2 separate regions of the Homo sapiens genome follow, and region 1 is linked to region 2. A link is a contact called in ENCODE Hi-C or POLR2A ChIA-PET data. All regions are on one chromosome and are shown on one strand. Each heading gives the region's core, a stretch centred on a gene start or an enhancer-like site at or near the end of the contact. The rest is flanking DNA. Distances are from core to core; before and after follow the strand shown.

The links. Hi-C counts contacts between places; a loop is a spot of excess contacts on that map. ChIA-PET counts read pairs that join two places held with the same protein, here RNA polymerase II (POLR2A). Pooled maps may share reads with other maps.
Region 1: POLR2A ChIA-PET joins it to region 2 with 14 read pairs in activated naive CD4-positive, alpha-beta T cell. The contact joins two enhancer-like sites. A Hi-C loop is called at or near these places in 1 of 50 pooled maps. POLR2A ChIA-PET finds 5 or more read pairs at or near these places in 3 of 52 experiments (CD8-positive, alpha-beta T cell, activated CD8-positive, alpha-beta T cell and activated naive CD4-positive, alpha-beta T cell).

What each region holds. Positions count from the first base shown.
Region 1 is chr2:106,161,241-106,166,800 of GRCh38, forward strand. It overlaps UXS1 (UDP-glucuronate decarboxylase 1), which reads right to left. Exons shown (of 15, transcript NM_001253875.2): 2 at 4,816-4,843; 3 at 3,496-3,559; 4 at 2,427-2,470. Among named protein-coding and RNA genes, the nearest start is that of UXS1, 30 kb to the right of the region's middle. RefSeq lists enhancers at 8-97, 3,831-4,350. Within about 2 kb of position 3,016, at least 4 of the 41 ENCODE cell types and tissues checked have a DNase peak (open chromatin) inside an H3K27ac peak, as active enhancers do.
Region 2 is chr2:105,811,026-105,816,159 of GRCh38, forward strand. The region is part of intron 1 of NCK2 (NCK adaptor protein 2); the gene reads left to right. Among named protein-coding and RNA genes, the nearest start is that of NCK2, 69 kb to the left of the region's middle. RefSeq lists enhancers at 976-1,476, 1,477-1,977. Within about 2 kb of position 1,251, at least 17 of the 41 ENCODE cell types and tissues checked have a DNase peak (open chromatin) inside an H3K27ac peak, as active enhancers do.

The DNA.
Region 1 (5,560 bases), core at 1,766-4,265, 350 kb after region 2:
GGAGTGTAGCGGCATAATCACAGCTCACTGCAGCCTTGTATTTCTTGTAGAGATGAGGTTTCATTATGTTGCCCAGGCTGGGCTCGAACTCCTGGGCTCAAGCCATCAGCCTGCCGAGGCTTCCCAAAGTGCTGGTATTACACCGTGCCTGGCCCACAAGGCTTCTTAAAGACCTGTAGCAGGTGAAAATCCTACCCAGTGTACTGGCTCATCCACTTATTCAGGAACTTTCCATTAAGCTCCGTTCTACACTAGGCACTGGGGGTTAAGCAGCAAAATGCAGCAGAGGCATGAGGCCTGCATTCCTAAGCGAGAGAGAAACCAGCAAGCAGAGGCAGAATGAGGTAACAAATCTTTCCTTACAACCCCAAATTAGTCCTTTACTAATCATTAATATTTTATGCCATTCCAGATTAAACTTACTGTTTAGCCAGTAAGCAGTATTCTTACTTAGAATTTAAATTATCATTTGCCATCTATTCAAAGAACATTTAAAGATACAGAGTTAAAATTAAACAAATGGCATATAATCAAAGTATTAAGCAATGGGAGTGTGGTAAAAGAGAAAAAGCCCACATACAATCCATTTACTCAGGATTCTAGAATGACACTGTCTTCTTTCTTTCCCTGTACAAATATAACCTGTAACTTCCAAAAATATCTTTAGTTCTTGGGGGCCACTTTGCTCAAAGTGACAAGCACGTCAAGTAAACCTATTTCCAGTTACATTCTTATCTTGTCAGTGTCAAGATGGTTGTTTGATCATCTTTATCACACACTGAGTCAGGAAAAGTAAGCTAGACGGAGTTCCATCAATTTCCACCGTCACGCTTTTTTAGCCAGGCCTACGCTTGACCTTCTGACACAGTAATGCAGGCACGCGGATCACCTGACTTGCTGACCAACCTGAAGGACGGAACCATTCCAGAATGAGTCACCTGCAAGCAGCCCGAGAGGCAAATGTTTGCCCTTTGCCACTATTTTCAAGGCGGTTTCACAGGTTGACAAGAATAAATTATTAGTAAATTCTTAGGATTGAATTCTTATTTGTGCTTCTCCATCCAGTTTAAAAGCACACACTCAAAGATATCACAAAAGTATCAAAGAGATTGCATAATTCTCACATGTTGAGAGCTCTTGTTTGTAAGCTATTGCCTTAGGGAAGTTATCGAATTGAGACATTTTTCTTTTCATAAATAAATTCTATTGTCTAAAGAAAATAATCACTGGTGGACAAGTTTTTAGACCAATATAGAAAATGTGTGGTGGGTTATTTCTTATTGTTCCAATTTTTCTAAAAAGAAAAAAAAAGCTTCAATTAAGATCTCTCAATTCTGCTGTCTTATCAAAGGCAGATTTTCTGGCTCCCATCCAAGGAAATATTACAAGCTGCATAACTAAAGCACAGAATCATGGCAAAAAAAATTTAAAGCACAAGTAACAACCTTATATTACTAAGGAATCTGTTAAAAATTACTGACAACTTTTGTTCTGATAAGTGCTGAAATTAACAGTTTGCTTGACTGCTCAGTTGAGGATAAGAATCAAGTGAATGACACATTTTGTTTAATGACTCTTCTCCAGTCGTATTTCCCTTCGATCATTTAATGAAAATCAAAGGAAAACTGCTCTTCATTTTTTCATTTTTGTTCTGGACTTGATAAAAGGCTCATTCAATGCTGACACACATCGTCCAAACTCATCCCAATAAGGGGAAAAAATCACATCAACTTTAATAAATGCTGTCATTTTTCTTTCTAAAATTTCTGAAGATTCAACTGCTACTCTAGATAGTTTTCCACATACAGTACGTGCAAGAGGAAAGTCCTGGAGGCTGAGGCTCAGCGGCCTCGGGAGTGCCTGAGAGAGAACCTGAGGGCAATAGTGTCCCAAAGGGTGAGGAGGGGTTCTCTCCGAAATCTGACTCAAATAAACATTTCTATCATATTACATAATTCTTCTGCCCTCTCACTTCACCTGGACTAAATTCTGGAAACCTCCTCATGAACTCTGGTGACAAAAGCAGCTAAATGACTACACATGACACACCATAGGCTCCACATCCTTATTTTGTGGTGTTTGCATATGGTACATTTCAGGCCCACTGGATTGTCCTCCTATTTTGGAATTCTATCCCACTGATCAATATATGCAGAAGTTCAAGGAAAATGTGAGGCCTGGCCTCAACTTCTATGTAATAAATTTGCAGAAATTCAGACGTTCAGAGTTTGAAGAAGGAAGATCTTAACACATCTAGATTGATTCTTCTCCCCATGTTCTATCTGGGTATTACACTCAAAGTGGGGGAAATGCGTATACAGACATTTATTTAGGTTGGCAGAGTTTGGAGCAAACAAACAGAATTAATTACTCAATTGAGACAAACTTATTTTAACTATTGACTTTAAGACAAAAAGTACACATACCTTTTTTCTAAATCTCTGATTTTCTCTCTTAGTGGTTCAACCATCTAGAACAATAATAACAAAAATCAGTTTTAAAGCAAAAACACAGTTCTCAACCCCTTTCACCCCATTCTGATGTTTCAGATAAGGCAAAACAGGTTTTAATTTCTTCTACAAATTAACTTCCAGTTTGAAATTAAGATACACCACTTGCATCACAATGCTAGAATTGAACAGATAAACTGTCCATTTGAACTCTTACTCCATAAATGCCTCGGTTTCTGAGACAATTAATGTTTTTGCTCACCCATCCTACTAGGAAGAATGTAAAAGGTGTTTCAGGCTCATAAAAACAGATCAACACTATCCATCTCTTTTTAGGAACAATCCCCTAAGCATGGCCCACAAAAGCTTAACATCTTGTTTCTGCAATTACTGTGTATACTCATGTTATCAGCTGCAGCACATAAATTGCAGGCTGTGAGTCAACCTACATCCACGTCTGTAGACACTGTGGACTCAGGCAGAAAGACAGCAACTCAAGGGCTTCCCAGGACTCCCTAAGTTGGCTTCAAATCCAAAGTAAGTAACCTCCCATCCCCTCCCCCACAGCCCATGTTACAACGGTCTGGCTGTATCTACATGTATTTAAATAGGAGGTGCATAACTGAGCATAGGTGCTAGCCTTCAGCTGGGTGGGTGTGCAACGTCTCCATCTGTGCACGTGGCCTAGCATCCGATTGGTGGCCATTGTTCTTTTCAGCACCTGTGCCAGTGAGAGGATGTTTGTACTCATCTCTATCTCCCAAAGGCAATCACTTCCCTTTCTCTAAAAAACGCTTACCTGAAAAGTCATGTAAAAGTCTAAATCCATTTTGCCTTTGAGGTAGAATTTGTTTTAATACATCAAAAATGGACCAACAGTAACAGACTGCATGTCCTCTTAAATAAGGGAGTAATTTTTTGAGACACGGTTGCAAAATCACAGAACAGCATCAAGCTGCCACAATAAGAATGACAGCACGAGCAAAGGAAGTAAAATTGACAAGTATACAGATGAAATAGATACAAAAATAGAAAAAAGACTAACCTCTTCAATCTTGCTTTCAATTTTTAGTTCACCATTTTCCTGGATAGACCTGTTGAGTAGAAAGCTATAAAACTGAGATCAACTGAAAGGCTTTGTGACTTTAAGACTGTTTCTGAATAAATTACCCTAACATAACCCAACGGATGCAGACCACCTCTGTCTCCTGCTCAAGTATCAGTCATGTGTACAATTCCCTCCAGAAGGGATGCACCAGAGGAAAAGAAGACAACCAAAGGGAAGGACTCCCCTTAAATCCATCTGTGAACATGCTCAGTATTACCTAATGGATTATTTCCACTAAACTAAAATAATCTCACTGCTATGCTACATCCAACACAGGATTTTAAATTTGAAGCAGGAAGTGCGTCTGTAGGAGTATGTGTTTGTGCCTGCTGGGCTTTCCTGGGGATTTAATGTAAAAATGGAGTCTTTTAAGTAAAACCACAGAGCTCCTTTAAAAGGGATCTGAGCACCCCACCTAGTCATACACAGCAGCCTTTGTCAGGAGACACACACATGCCCTGGTGGTAGGAATCAAATCGACACCATCCCACCCACCTTGCAAAACCCAACTCCACATGAAAAGCCTCCTGAGGGCATAGTAACCTTTTACCCTGGTAGACATGTGCAGCCGCATTACATTACAATACCAACCTAATCATCACAATAGTGATTCTCACAACATAACCAAGTGGAGCAAATTTTCCTTTACATGGAAAACTATTAACAGTACCAAATGGTTTTTACAATAAGTGCTTATTTCTTTTTGCTGATTTTTTTAAAGGCTATTTTTTTTTATTTGGTAAAGAGATAACACGAGTTTTATTTTTACAAGAGTGCCTCCTGCCCTATGAAGAAGCACACACGATGCATACAGGCCTAACGCTGGACTAAATAGGTGGTCTCTGCATCGATACCCACTAGCTGGCCCCCTGAGGTCATGGGCCTGCCATGGCTTCCCGAAGACAGCTCCCTTCTCAGAAGGCTTTGCAAAAGCCCCTCAGTGTTCTTGCTCAATCCACCCAGAAATACAATTTACATAAGCTAGGGTCAACCCTTTATTATCTACACAAGGAGGGAAGCGGGGGTGGCCGACCATTGTTTTACTTGTGGGCCTTACTTGGTAATTGTTAAAATCAGCTGCATTCCTTGAGAATACCCATAGGAGAAAAGAAACAGCTCAGATATGTGAATAGCAAGAACCCACTTTTGTTTTAAAAATATTTTTCAATTAACCCATGACATCCATGGTATATATGTACCAACTGAAATGTGTCTATAAAATCCAACCACAGTACCCAAGTAATTAAAAACAATTACCTCATATTAACGAAGTTGCCCCAAACAGCTGTAAGAGAAAGAAAAAAGGAAGTCAATGTTTAAGTCCACAACTTTCAGGGATTCCAATGGATGGAATCTTAAATTTTAACCAATATTTTAAATTTTACAAAGAAAATTAACTTACGAAGACAACAAAATGCATACTTTGTTTTCAAAACAATTAAATCTTACTACAAAATAAGTAAAAACAGGATCGTAGAGTTTATTCAGGCCAAGTTTGAGAACTGCAACCCAGGAACATCAATTCAAGTTGCCCTGAATATATGCTCCCATCAGCAGCAGTGACAAGTGGGCTTTTAAAGGAAAAGGCAGTTTCTAAGTTATCAAGAATTTACATTAAAATAACATAAGCTACTGATTGGCCATATATTGTTTTTTGTATCAAAAATCCCAGGAAAAAGATAATTGGTTGAGGCAGCTGGGCAGAAACAAAATACCTTTAAAGAACCGGCCCTGGGCATGGCAGGGCATGACTTTAGTTCCGTGCTCATGACTCTCCAGCCTGATAAATTTTGCAAACCTCACATGGCTCACACTGCTCTGAGCTGTTTTTCTTTTCTATCTATCCCTGCAGTTTTGGAATACCTCTTTTGGGGTCTAGAGTTGGACAGTGCAGGTGAAGCTTTTTTTTTTTTTTTTTTCCAAGTGACAGATCTCCCTTTATTACCCAGTCTGGTCTCTAGTGATCCTCTCGCCTCCGCCTCCTGAGTAAGTGGGACTGCAG
Region 2 (5,134 bases), core at 1-2,500:
GTAGCTGGGTGTGGTGGGGTGTGCCTGTAGTCCCAGCTACTCGGGAGGCTGAGGTAAGAGAATCACTTGAACCTAGGAGGCAGAGGTTGCAGTGAGCCGAGATTGCACCACTGCACTCCAGCCTGGTGACAGAGTGCAAAAAAAAAAAAAAAATGCATTATGGCTTTCTTCTATTATTTTAGTAAGCTTTGATACATTTTTGGCACCACATCATCAATTTTTGATAATGTCCATTCCCATATGTCCCAAAGATATAGGATTGGAGTTGAGTGGGGTGGTGGATGAGGGAACAGAGAGGCATTTGGTGGCCAAGTTAGGCCTACAGCCCTGTCATCCTGACCCATGGCCTTGTTGCTTCCTTTTCTGGCTGTAATTTGCTTCTCATTATATATGGATGATGTAGGGTAAACACACCTGCCAGCAATAACTTAAGCAGACCCTTAGAATGACCTTGTGTGGCAGACGTACCTGAATGTGTGTTCCCAGCTAGGGAATCCAGAAGTTGCCAGCCTGGAGATTCAGTCCTTGTCTTTAAGGAGCATCTGAGTCCCTGCAGCTTGTCTCGTGGAACAGGTGTGATTGAGGCCCTGAGTTTTGGGTTGCATGAAGGATGCCAGGTGGAGGTCCTTTGTCAGGGAGTGTGTTCAGTGAAAATGCTACATGAATTGCATGATGCTTGCAGGCGGGTGCGGGTCTCCTGTCCAGCCCGCTGCCACTGGACTCTCTCCCTTCTCTGTAAGCCCCTAATAAAACCCTGGCTGGCTCTGGATCTCTTCAGCCTCTTGAACCTGGTGCCTCCCCTAGTACAGTTAATAGGGGTTTCGCCCATCGATTGACCTACTGCTTGCTATTTCCTTCTTTTCTCAGTTCTGGAGTATTTGAAGGCAGAAATCATTATTCCAGAACCTAGAACTGACAGACCTTAAACTCTAATCAGTCACTTTTCTCCTGCAAACACCTGCCTTGGCCACTCTTTGGCTTTCTAGAGAATTAGAAATTAGTTCTGTTTTTTCCCTCGTGTTTTCATTAATCAGCTTCTAATTAACCTACTAACCAGCATTAATATATGGAATTGATATAATTTCAGCCTAGTGCAGAAAAACTTGATACTTTTACTTTTCAGGACAGCTTTATCTTGAGTGAAAAATCTAATTGCAGTGAGGCTTTTTGAAGCTGCTTCAGCTGTTTCTAAACCCTGCCTGGGAACCACTGTGCACTGGATGATTAAGAGACAGCTGAGGTCATCTCCTTGGACACCTTTGAGTTTCGGATTGATAAACACATCTAAGCTGCTCAGTATCAGTCCACATGGGTTGAACTTTGGCCAAACCACTCAAAGAAACTTGTGTAGCTTTGTTCAGTATCTGAAACCAGCCTTTTCCCACTTGAATAAGGTTCTCTTCCAAGTGGTTCACTAGGAATGAAATATAGCTAGCTCTGCCAGAATTCCCTCAGACAGCGCTGACCCCGTGCTGTGTTGGGCTGGCACTGCCGCCTCCGTACTCTGAACGGGAGATCCACTTGCAGGCCTCTGCTGGGCCTCCTTGGTCAGGGAGGGAGGAGGGAAGGGTAAGACAAGGCATTTGAGAGCTCTGAGGCCTATGCTAATCCATGCTTTTTTGTTTTTCTTTTTAAATAAAAGGAAAAGGACAATTGCCTTAGCTCTGGCTACAGACTAGGGATCTGGAGTGGTTCTCTCCATGTGTAACACAGATTAGATTTGGTTATGATACACACCCGAGTCCAACATCTGCTCATTACTGAAGCCAGGTGACACTATTCAACAAGGCTTTTTTTTTTTTTTCCCTCCTGTGCTAACATCTAAGAGAAGCAGTAACGTTGAAAACAAACTTGGTGTGTGTACATTCATGGGCTTGCTTCTTGATGTAGCCTGACATGGTTCCTAGCTGATTTGAGAGGTTGGAGCCGGCCACCCAGGGTGGCAGATACCCCAGACAGATGGCATCAGCAGATGCGATTTGCAGAATGCGACTGTCAAGGTTCTAGCCCTTTCGTGGTGATCTTTGTCAGGAGAAGGAGCACTCTGGCTTTAAAATCAGACAAGTGTGCATTCAAATTCTGGTTGTGAGACATCTGGTCATTTGGTTCCTGGGCTGAATGATAAGATGTATCTCCCAGGGTTGCTGTGACGATTCTTGCAGCTGATGCTAAGGTGAAGCCACGGCGAGTGTCTCACTGGAATCAGAACATGTTCTTCTCCCAGCCTGTCACCGTTTCTATCATTTGGACAGTGGGAGAGGAGGGATTCCCTGAGCCTCCTGAAGGCTGACTTTAGTCTCTTGGTGACTTCAGTTTTCTGGACAAATAGGCCACCTCAAAAACAGGTTGAGTGACAGCACCCAGTGGTATTATGTCCACAAAGCTCACAGCCTTGGGCTGTCATCAGAACAAGGCTCATAACTCCCTTCTTAACCCTGAACTGCTCCTCTGGAGTTGCCTTAGTCAGGGACCTCATCACTGGACTTCCCTCTCAGATGCTGATAGTTGGAGGAAACCAGCCCAGGTGCAGCAGAAGACACTGCGCCAGCACCACACAGGCATTGGGGATGCAGAATCGGCCACGACTGCTTGCAGGGGGGCATCTCACTGCCTGGCCCTGCGCCTGGGACAAGTAGTGTGGCCTGGCAGTGCTCAGCACACTCGCCCAACACTGCAGCTAAGTGCTGCTGAAAACACTGGAAAACCCTGGGTTGTGGCTTTAGTGGAAAAAAAGCAAATTTTAAGGTTACAGAGAATTCAGATAATCCCTTGGATTTTGCAGTGGTAAAATTTTGTAGTATTAAGGATCCACATTAAAATGAAGAGATACGTACGGTATCAGTGTTAATTGCCTTCCAGCCCTCCCTCCTTTATTTCTAAAGGGAGATGCACGTAGTGCTAGTGAAGTACTTTTAGAGAAAAGCACACACTCCTTCTGTATATTCCTGTCCTGAAGCTGGCTGTAGAAAATCCTTGAATCCTTTGGTGAGGGCCTTCTACAGTCCAAGTGACCGTATAGGTGTTTATCTTTCAGGCTGATACTGTTTTTTGCACAAAAGTGTATACTTTCCTGATGGATTTCGATCACTGATTATAATTAAGACCTGCTTTGAAATGCTCTTCCTTAACACAGGTTTTGAATAAGCTAAGAGCCCCATGTTAAACTTGGGCAGTCTTCATTTAAACCCAGAGAGAGAGATGTTGACCACCATGTTTTATTCTACTTAGGGTGTACACTTAACACATTGACAGTTTGTCAGTGGAATGCTTTTCTCAAGGAAAACATCGCATGCAACCTTCACGTTTTACACTTGAATCCCAGATGGCCACTGGCACCTTTCAATGGATTTTCAGTAGCCTCACTTTTGTTGGAGCTGCTGCATTAGTTCAAGTCCTGCTCCGTTCTGTCTGGCTTTTCCTTTACTGATTGTGCTTGGAGAGGCCGTGTTCTGACTTGCCCACTGTGCCTAGTATCAAAGGACTCAAGTTCTAAATCCAGCTCATTGTTCTTTTGCGGGGTCTGGTAGAGAAGCTGCTCAGGCTTTTGGTTTGCTGTTGGCATAAGGAGTCTCTCCTCTGTTCGCATGCAGAAGAGATTAGAGATGTGCAAAGCCCACTCATCCGGAGTCCAAGGCCTAAGTGATTCCTCACTCTCCAGTCGGTTGGGAAAAACCTTTAGTGTCACTGAGAAAGTGAACTCCTCTGTACATTTGGGCATTAGAATCCATCCTGGCAGTGTATCAGAAGGATTAAATCATATTACTCATGAGACACAGGGCACACAGGGGGGAGGCCTGTATTTGGACAGCCCAAACAACTGCATAAAACAATTCCTTGCATTTGCCTGTGGAAGGCAGACTCTGGGCAAATTCACTTCCCAGTTAAAATCTTAACAACACAACTTAACGTTTATAATAGCCCCTGAAAATGACACATACAGAGGTGGTGTTTGGGGCATGGTACCCAGCACATTGCCCTTTGCTGATGTTCAGTGGTGTCAGCATGAGAAACAAGAACTCTTGGTCAAGAACTGAGTTCAGATTCCAATACTTCCATCTCGAGAGGACCTGTCATTTTATTATAAACACTTAACAGAGAGAAGGGCAATCTGCCTAGTATACGTTTGAACTTCTTGCCCAAAGATGTATTCCCACTGTGTTTGGCCATCACCTTTTCCTTGCCTTAAATTATATCTGTATTAAAATGATGCGGCCTTTAAAACAGTGCTAGAGAATACATAAAAAGGAATTAATTTTTAAATCAAAATTTATGAACTTGCCTTATAACATTTTTATGATAGCCCTATTTGAATTATCTTCTTATCTTTGACTAAAATAGAATTCGATTTTTCTATGGGGTATTTAACATTTTGGATCATAATCATGCTAGGGATGAATTAATAGATCTTCTGTGAGTGAACTGTCAAGACAGATCCCCATTGGGTTTGAAATGTAATTAAAAATGTCAGTGAACTCACTTGAAGTCCACAGAGTGCTCCAGGGTCCCCTCGAAAACGTTAGTCAAGGACTGAAAATACTTACCAAGTGCAGTGAACATAACGCAGCTGCCAGCTCTCCACAACCAGGAGGGCGCTGGTCACCTTTGTCAGGTGCCTCTCATCTTAACTTCCTTCTAGTTTTGGAGTGTTCGTCTCAGAAGTCTTGAAACTAGGGGTGCTTTTTAGCCCAAGGCTATGGGTCCGGTTGGTGGCTTCTCAACAAATGGCTGGTGCAACAGACCTCCAAGAGAGGAACGAGTCTCTAAACAATATCCATGCCCTTTGTAACCCTTCTCCGTCATTAGACTCTCAGACTGGCCACCTTTCCAATGGGCAGACTCCCTTTTATTTCTGGGAGGCTTTTAAAGGTGGGGCTCATTGGGAGGAGGAAGTCTGGAAGAGACTGGGAGCTCAGGTCCCTTGATTATGGGCTGGCTGTTCCCCCACACCCCATCACCTCCTTCCACCTGCTGTTCACCGGGTGTGTGGTTGGCCCTCCCCAACCCGAGTGTCGGAGCTTGCCCAGGGAATGAAAGGTGGGAAGAGGGAGTACATGTGTGTTGATGGAGGTCTTTAGGCACAGAGCAGCTTTAATCTGGGATATATTTAAAACATTGGTTTCAAAATACATAAAAT